Linked DNA regions of Mus musculus: region 2 is linked to region 1. Evidence: chromatin contacts called from ENCODE Hi-C or POLR2A ChIA-PET data. All regions are on one chromosome and are shown on one strand. The core of a region is the stretch at or near the end of the contact, and the rest is flanking DNA. Distances in the headings are between cores, read along the strand shown.

What was found. A loop is a pair of places that touch in the nucleus more often than their neighbours do. ChIA-PET counts read pairs that join two places held with the same protein, here RNA polymerase II (POLR2A).
Region 2: a loop to region 1 is called in a map of heart, with 2.6 times the contacts of the local background. The contact joins the enhancer-like site here to the promoter of Dipk2a in region 1. A Hi-C loop is called at or near these places in 9 of 37 maps with a recorded cell type or tissue (Patski, T-helper 1 cell, heart and 2 more). POLR2A ChIA-PET finds 5 or more read pairs at or near these places in 3 of 5 experiments (Patski and embryonic stem cell).

Annotation. Positions count from the first base shown.
Region 1 is chr9:94,535,485-94,540,016 of GRCm38, reverse strand. Dipk2a (divergent protein kinase domain 2A) reads left to right here and starts at 1,936. Exons shown (of 3, transcript NM_001033145.2): 1 at 1,936-2,798. The coding sequence starts at 2,142.
Region 2 is chr9:94,689,252-94,693,783 of GRCm38, reverse strand. All of the region lies in intron 2 of Slc9a9 (solute carrier family 9 (sodium/hydrogen exchanger), member 9), which reads right to left. Among named protein-coding and RNA genes, the nearest start is that of Slc9a9, 22 kb to the right of the region's middle. Within about 2 kb of position 1,968, at least 1 of the 3 ENCODE cell types and tissues checked has a DNase peak (open chromatin) inside an H3K27ac peak, as active enhancers do; it is heart, where a contact is called at or near this core.

The DNA of each region.
Region 1 (4,532 bases), core at 687-3,186:
AATTGCAACAACTGAGTTTGATGTGTCATGTTTCTAAATCCTCACTTCACTCTTAGGAGAGGGACTAAGGCAGAAAGGCCACCACTGACTCCCTAAATTCAGAGCTGTTAAAATATAAACTAGTTTTAAGCAAAGCAATTTGTGTTGAGTAAAATAACCTTGTTTGTTTACACTGATAAAATGCAGAAAGAATATTTTGATTTTGTTTTTAAAGTGATTCCACACATTGTCTAGCATGTAGACGGGGTGTTGAAGACAACACACAGGTTAGTAATTATTCGCTTCGTTTACAACTCTGCCTCAGCAGCACAAATGAACCATGCAGTTCTAGTCTCCAGTCGCTCCAGACACTCCAGAGGAAACTTCATTTGAGCCTTTGCTTACATAACCTTATTGTATGGATTTGGGGGATGCTTGATGAGCAAGTTAAATCAAATTTCTGCCAAAGGAAACATGGGATGCTCTTTTTCTATCAGCCAAATTTCTCAGCCATTTTGCATAAGCCTTTGAAGGCTAACATCTTAAAATTTGTATTCTGTAGTAGCCTGTAAAAATCACCACCACGTTGAAAATTTCTTCCAAAGACTGAACTCCTACATCACCAAACACAAAACGTTGACCTTACCCGTATTCTTCCAGAAGCGAGTCCTCATGCTACAATCAAATACAGAAAATTCGGGAAAGTGATTCACGATCTTGTATAGATAAGTCTCACTGTCTCAGTAGTTACTCTTTGCATACCCGTTACTACTTACTATGATTTTCCTGTTTGACCTCTAAAAATCAGCGCAGTAAAAGTATATTTAACAGCGACCAGGAATTAGCTAGCTATCCACTCGACCAACAATCACAGGAGTGCTAAAAGTTAAAGAAAAAAAAAGTATTCTAATAGAACATATTTTGAAGTTACTGCTGAAGATCCCAGACCTTCTAAAACTTAACCCCACGCGCGTTAGGCCAGGTTATTTCCGCAGTCTGCTGTTAGGAGCTGGTTAGACCGCACAGGTGCGGCACCTGACGGCCTGGCTCCCTGGGGTCATCGCCACAGCAACGCGTCCTGGCCGCAAGGCAGGCCTGGGCCCAGCCTGTGAAGCATGGGGGAACCGGGCTCCTCGGGGACCCGGCGGGCGGCGCCGGTGAGGAAGGACCTCATCCCGCCAGTGCTCACTCAGCGAAACCGTAACTCAGCCTCCGCAGATACATCGCCAGCCCTGCAGCGGCATTCCGGTCCCTAACCGCTGGCCCACTGTCTGCCCGCAGGCCCTACGGCGGCACAAAGCGCGCGACCCAGAGGTCCCGCCAGTCAAAAGAACAAGCGCGCGCCACACCATATAAGGCCCGGAGCGGGCGGCCAGGCCCCGCCCCCAGGACCTGGCCCGGCCCCACTCCAGCCCCGCCCCCAGGCTTCGGCCCCACCTCCTCCCGCTCCCAGGATGGGCCTCTCTGCTCCCGCTTGCCTCCGCCCTCTCCCTTCCAATGACCTTCCCACAAAGGCCTCCGGGGCGCCTGTGTAGCCCGACAGTCACCCCAGAGTAGCCGTTACTGAAGGTCTCCGGTGGCGGAGCTGGCGAGCTCCGCCCTCCCGGGCGCGCCCTCCACCCACCCTCTCCACCGCCTCCCCGCGAGCTCGCGCTGACGCTTCCCGGGGGCGCGCTCGCCCCGCCCCCGGCCCCGCCCCTCGCTCTCGGGCGTGCCCGCGCGTGGGGGCCCCGCCGCATCCTCTCCTCCCCTCCTCGCACCGTAGCTTCTCGAGTGTGAGGCGTCCGGGACTCCTCACTCGCCCCCGCGCGCGCTGCTCGCCCGGGACCCAGCAAGGCGCAGCTCAAGCGTCCCGGGCGGGAGTGCGCGTGCGCGCGACCGCGGCTCCCGCGCTCCCTCCTCCCCCCCCCCCTCCCCGCGCCTCTATAACTTGGCGGGCAAGGAGGCGGCGCCCGCGGAGTCGGAGGGCGGGGAGCTCGGAGGAGGGCACCGGGAGTTGTGGAGACAGCCGATCGGGAAGTCGCCGCGCTCGGCCGGCGCAGCCCGTCCTCGGGTTCCTTCGCTGCCGCCCTCCGTCTGCGCCGCGGGCCTCGGCGCCGTGGGGCGGCCCGGCGGGGTGCGCTCGCCCGCCCCGGCCCCGGCCGCTGCCGCGCGCGGGCGGGATGTGGCGCCTGGTGCCCCTGAAGCTGGGCCGCCTGTCCCGTGCACTGAAGCTGGCGGCGCTCGGCAGCCTGTTGGTGCTGATGCTGCTGCACTCGCCGTCGCTGCTCGCCTCCTGGCAGCGCAACGAGCTCGCCGACCGGCGCTTCCTGCAGCTCAATAAGTGCCCGGCGTGCTTCGGCACGAGCTGGTGCCGCCGTTTCCTCAACGGCCAGGTGGGCTTCGAGACGTGGGGCCGCCTGCGCCTGCTGGACTTCCTCAACGTGAAGAACGTGTACTTCGCGCAGTACGGCGAGCCCCGCGAGGGCGGCCGCCGGCGCGTGGTGCTCAAGCGCCTGGGTTCGCAGCGCGAGCTGGCGCAGCTCGACCAGAGCATCTGCAAGCGGGCCACCGGCCGGCCGCGCTGCGACCTGCTCCAGGCCATGCCCCGCACCGAGTTCGCGCGTCTCAACGGCGACGTGCGGCTGCTCACGCCGGAGGCGGTGGAGGGTTGGTCGGACCTGGTGCACTGCCCCTCGCAGCGCCTGCTGGACCGCCTGGTGCGCCGCTACGCGGAGACCAAGGACTCGGGCAGTTTCCTGCTGCGTAACCTCAAGGACTCCGAGCGCATGCAGCTGCTGCTCACCCTGGCCTTCAACCCCGAGCCGCTGGTGCTACAGGTAGGCGCGGGCGCGGGGCTCTTCGACGCCAGAGGGAGTGCGTCCCCAACTCTCCCAAAATGCCTCTTCGCGAGTTTCCTTCCGCCCTCCCGCTCGTCCCAGTCTGGATGCCAGTGTCAGTGCGATAGCGAGCCCTTGTACCTCTTTCCGAGGACTTGGGCACCCTGGGCACACGTCCTTTGCTGTCCCGCCTGGCTAGCCTAACTTCCCCGAGTCTGTCTTTGTTTTATTTCTTAGATCATCTCCCTGTTAGTCAATCAGCTAGTTCTGGGACCAGGTGGGAAAGATGAGATCAGAGAGTGGGGTGGTGGTAAAGTGAAGGGAGCTAATTCGTGACTCGTGCTTTGCGTGGAATTAGAAGCTAGGAAATGGGGGAAAGAGTTAGATTTGGGCTGGGAAGGCTAAAGGCCAAGACGGACTTTTGCATCCTGATGCTGTGGCCTGCCCTAGTCATATGGTAATCCGGTTAAGGAAGGAATTAAAGTGTTTTTTTTTTTTTTTTTTAGGTTGGAGCTAGGATCTAAGGAAAAGGGTTTTGGCCTCTAGCCCAACTGACTTATTTGCTTTTTCTTGACTTCATTTCGAAAATAAACGTGCCTTTTAGGAGGATAGAATGGAATCGTTTTACTGGTGGCGGCAAGAAGAAAATAGATAAGAGAAAGGAATCCGGTTTATTTTTGGAGTAATTTGTTTCAAACACCCCCCCCCCCCCCGCTAAAGTGCTGTGCCCTTGGGCAGCGATTGTCCAGTAGGTGTGTGATCTCTCTTGGCTGCAAGAAAAGTTACCAGTTCTAAACGTCAAGTGCTAGGGAAAGTGAGTTTAAATTAACCACAAGTAATTGATTGTATAGTTCACGCCCTTTCTCCGCTAAGAATGTCACTAATGGCTAGAGGGTTTGGACCTTGTTTCTGTTGTTGATTAAAGTATGAATAGGAATGTACTCTATTGGTGGCTTTTTTTTTCTTTCAAGTTTTCTGCGTCTTAGTCAAGAGAAATCAGCCTTGATTAGTTCAGCCAAGCATCCTTAACACGAGTATTTGATCAGCTGAAGTTCTAATGTGAGCCTTAATAAAATTTCAAGTTGCTGTTAAGATATATGTGATAGGTTAATTTTAAAGTTCAGATGGTTTAATAAGTACTGTTTTATCTCTGATCAGTGTAAATTCAGTTAAGCTTACTTTGCAGGATTATTCTATTCATTAGTTTAGATTAGCGAGTCTCTAAGTATGACCCCCCCCACCCACTCCCACAAGCCCCCACCTCTCCAAGCTGTATTTATGTTAGCAGGTACTGACAGCACTTAGTAGTGTAATTGACTGTAGTCGATAGTCAAAAATCTCTGAGGTCCCAAAATTTAGCACTGAACTTAAGGTATATACAGTTTTTGCATTTTAAATACTGAGTGCCTATTGAGCGATTTTTATAGGGTTGATTCTAGGTATGGATGCATTAGGAACAACTAATATTAAGATTAAACATTGTGTTTTCTTCTTTAAAAACATAGGCATCTGAACTTGAGAAACTGGTAATTTCCACACCACAAAGCTGTCTCTTACCGGGAGTTTTTATGTCTTCACACTCCTGGCGTTTTCAGCCTGTTGTGCAGTTGAGATAGTCAAATGTGTTGTGACTTTACATTTTTCTCACTTTATTTGAAGCCTAATGCCTAAATTTTTCTGAGTGGATGATTGCGTAGAGTACAGGATAAATGTGAGAAAATGTCTACTAGATTG
Region 2 (4,532 bases), core at 719-3,218, 150 kb before region 1:
TGGCTTTGTTCTCAGGAGTGGATTACTATAGAGCGTTGCACTGGTTGTTTTCTATATCTATGTTACAATAGCCTCCTAAGAGAAGAGGCTTCCACTGTGGCTGCTAAGAGGTTTCACCCCATCATGGAGTGGAAGGCATGGATGGGATGTAGCAGAGTGTGTGCACATGAAGATGCAGTTAAAAAGCAGTCTAGGATTGGACCATTTCCACACGCCAGGCCCTGCCTTCATAAAGTCTCCTCAGCCTTCAGGATAGACAGGAGTTAGGGACTATATACTCCAAAGGTGACCCTCTGAGGGACCGTTCTAGATTCAAACCCTAACAAGTGTGTTCCAGGAAGATGGATGAGTTGTGGTCCCTTATCCCTTCCTCCTGCTTCTACCTCTTGATGGCTTTCATGCTGACACTGTAGGAGGAGCTCACACTAGGTGGGTGCCTTGAGCTTTGGTTTCCAACCTTCAGAACGATGAGTTAAGTTTACCTCCATTTATGTTATCGTATATGGTTATCTGCTTATGTTCCATTGCCAAGGCCTGGAATGGACCAAGACAGAACTGGTTAAGGTAACAACAGTTCTCATAAAATAAGTGGCATTGCTGATCCTTAAAGTGAGGTGTCCCATGCTCTACAGAGTAGTAGAAAGGAGAAGAGATTTCATATTTTGCTTTCGGCTAATCCTTGAAATTTTTTACTTTTATATATGTGTTATAATGTATGGCATTGTTTGCATGGAATTTGTAAACAAATAGGATTGAAGTAGGTGCATGGGGCATTTTACTGAGTTTGTGTTTACTGCTATGGCTTGGGTATGGTCACATTGTGAGAGAAGGTTGCTCCCCAGGGTCACTTCCACAGAATGTGGATCCTGTGGAAAGTGGAACAGTGGATTCTAGGTTCTGGGGTGCTGCTCATGCAACCCCCTCAAGTTCTTTAGAAATGTCTGTTACGGGAAGAGGAAAGCCTGGTCAAATGAATGCCCACCACCCCTCTGCTCCTGTTTGAGATGTGACCATCTTTTCCTGAACGTTGTGCCACTGTGAAGTGATACCATCTGCTGCCCTCACCTCAGACCAACCCAGTGGGACTGCTTCTTTATTACAATTTACAAGTTATAAATTTTGTAAGTAAACTTCCTTCTTTATAACAAGTGTTCTCTTAACTAAGGGTTAAATGAAAGCCCCTTAGTGTCCAGGCAGCCTCAGGGTCCTCTCTGCAAGCTTGAGCTGCACTGGGGTCCTCTTATGCCAAGACTGGTCAAGATAGAGAGACAGGAATCACCGCAGCTTGTTTCTGTAGAATGTGAAGGATGGATAAAACCTACTACACCGTGAGTAGCCTGCCAAAGCGTCTCCAAGCCCTTATGGCGATTAATCACCCTGGGGCTCTCCCTCCCAGCGTGTCTAGAAAAGCTTTACAGGAGGAGATCGTCCCCCCAGCCTTCCTGTATCCTTCCCAAGAGTGCCCCACTGTTAACTGCACATATTTATCTCCTGACTTTGCCTGATCAAACTGTTCCTATTGCCAGAAGAGCTCTGGCCCTGGCCTCTGTGCAAGAATGTCACACGGTAAAAGCCTGGAAGGCTCAAAGATAGATAAACATGTAAGAATCAAAAGGGAAATATGGACAGTGAGAAAAGCAGACTTAATTAACTGATTCCCTTAAAGGGAAGAGCCCAATTAAAGGCATATAGTTAGCTGTGTCTGTAAGTCTTGTTTGCTTGTTTGTTTTTAACATTCTTACAAGTCTTAGTCACATAGTAGCTCTGTGACCTACTGGGAGGGGATCAGATTCCCTTTTTTTGAAACAATAGCACATTTTTTACTCAGCAGTATACAGAACCCCAAACCACTTCCCTTAAGCAACTGACAGTGTCACTTTTCAAACAGGAAGTGGAGACTTAGCAGAATTTTCACGGAGGAGCTTCCTTTGTCGGTTCACTGCAGTCATCTGATTTATGGGGGGTAGAAGTGATAAATTTAACAGTGCTGACAACTTTTGAAATGGGACTCGATCCACCCGACATCCCAGTTCAATGCACTACCCGCCCTTGCAGCTCAGCAGTGTAAATATATAACGTGCTAGAACACACATGAACATATTCATGATGAGATGTGTTAAAACTGTGAGTTTTCCCTATAATCCAACTCCTTCTCCATTTTTCCCATCCCCTTTCCTATGAACTCACAGGGGAATACCAAGTAGCTCCTCCCCTCCTTCCGACCCCCACCTGTCCTTCCTCTCCACCTGCCCCTGGGTTTCCACCCAAGTGCTGTCTCTGCTTTTGCTTTATTTCCTGCCTGCTGCAGCCAAACTAAGCCTTTGCCTTTGTTAACATCCCCCTTCTCTGCTGACTAGCGTGAACAGGCCAACCTGGTGTTCAGTGGCTCCCATAGTCGAATCTGCCCTCAGTTTTCTGGTCTTCCATACATCCAAAAAATAGAAGATGCTTCGTTTCCTGGGATATTTATTGCTTTTCTCACTTGTATACCATGCCCCTCCCTCTGACTGGGATGTCTTCCCACCCTCACCCCATCCTCTCCCACAGTTGCATCTAGAGTCCATCAGGATGCTTCCTTGTAAGCCTCCCTGACAGCCCTGCCACCACAGGACAGCAGCACTTCTGAGTGCCTGGGGGTCTATACAAACCTTTGGCACCTGCACTTTAGCATTACGGTGTTATTCTGGTACTATTTTCCTCCGGCTTACTAGTAAGTACCCTCCTAGAAATTATGTCTATTTCAGAAGTGTAATTGTGGAGACTCAGTCCATTGAAGACAGAGAATAAATGAAAGAAACATTAGCAATAGACAAGGGTTGTTGCTGGTTGCTTGGGTCAGATCTGGGGCTTTCACATGATGGGCAAGCTCTTCATCACCAAACTACGTCCCCACCCCTGATGTTTAGGTTGTTTGTTTGTTGTTTTTACTGGTTGTTTATTTGTTTTTACTTTTCAAATTTCCATTTCCTCTTCAAAAGAAAAAATTTAAACTTCCTATTTATATGAAAGTGAAGAATGTTTGTTTAGTCCTAAATATCTGGAACAAATTCACATTTGTGAAGCCATAATATAATATAATATAATATAATATAATATAATATAATATAACATAACATAATAATATTGGCCCCAAAGGTTAAAATTAAAGATACTTTGGATCCACAGAAGAACTTTAGCAAATGGTGTTGAGAATCAAACATTACAGTGCAGGACAGGACAGCAGCAGCCAGCTGCTTTGAGTGCGCCTTTCTCATGGCATAGGTAGCACTGGTTTCACTTGGCAGATAACTCTTTTCTATCCTACATTTTTACCTGTGTTGAGCATGAAGAGAACGGGCTTAGCATATGGTACTTCCTGAAGTCTACCTTCAGAAGAAGCACACAGTATACTGCTGCTGCTCTAAATGCCATAGTTCTCTATTTTCCAGCTTTATCCTTTCCTATTGGAAGGAGTTCATGAAGGGACAGAGCTGTGCTCTGTTTCCAAGTACCACCAAGGTCTAACCACCCCAGAAATGCACCTGCTTTTTGAAAACCTTCTAAGAGGTGGTGGCACTACATGGGAATTCCTTCCAGACTCCCCAAATCCTTGGCATTCCATCTAGGCTTCAACTCAATTCTTCTACGAGTAAAACTGACTATCAAGTCCTAATGTGTACAAACCAAGGCTGAATACTCACTCAGCACACGCCAAGAAGGAAGGCGATCCAGAGGAGCTCTGTGATGGCTTCAGTGCCCGACTCTGTGGGACTTCTCCTGAACTCTTCCCAGAACCTCCCACCTCCTGCTGCCTGAGAAGCTAAAATTCGTTGGGCCTCAGCCCCTTGTTTATGAGCCCTTTGGAGAGCCTGGCCAGTGTGTGGTATTAGTGGTCAGGACTCAGGATCAAGGGCTAAGTCCTGATGTAGCTTCTTCCCACCAGCACCAGAGTCTGGCCCATTGTATAATATCTGTGGGTACAAATTATTTTTATATCTTCATATGCACAACACAAGGGGTTCTGAAGGAAAGGCCAACCAGAGACTGCCCTACCTGGGGATCCATCCTATATGCAGACCCCAAACCCAGACGCTATTGCTGATGCCAAGAAGTGCATGCTGACAGAAGTCTGGTATAGCTGTCCCCTGAGAAGCTCTGCCAGAGCCTGACCAATACAGATGAGGATGCTCACAGCCAACCATCAGACTGAGTACGGAGTCCCCAATGGAGGAGTTAGGGGAAGGAATGAAGGAGCTGAAGGGGTTTGCAACCCCATAGGAAGAAAAACAATATCAACCAACCAGATCCTCTAAAACTCCCAGGGACTAAACCACCAATCAAAAAATACACATGGGGAGACCCATGGCTCCAGCCACATATGTAGCAGAGGATTGCCTTATCTGGCATCAATGGAAAAAAAAGTCCTTGGTCCTGTGAAGGCTCAATGCCCCAGTGTAGGGGAATATTAGGGTGGTGAGGCAGGAATGGGTGGGTGGGTGGGTGGGGGAGCCCCCTCATAGAAGCAGGGAGAGGGGGATGGGATAGGGGATTTG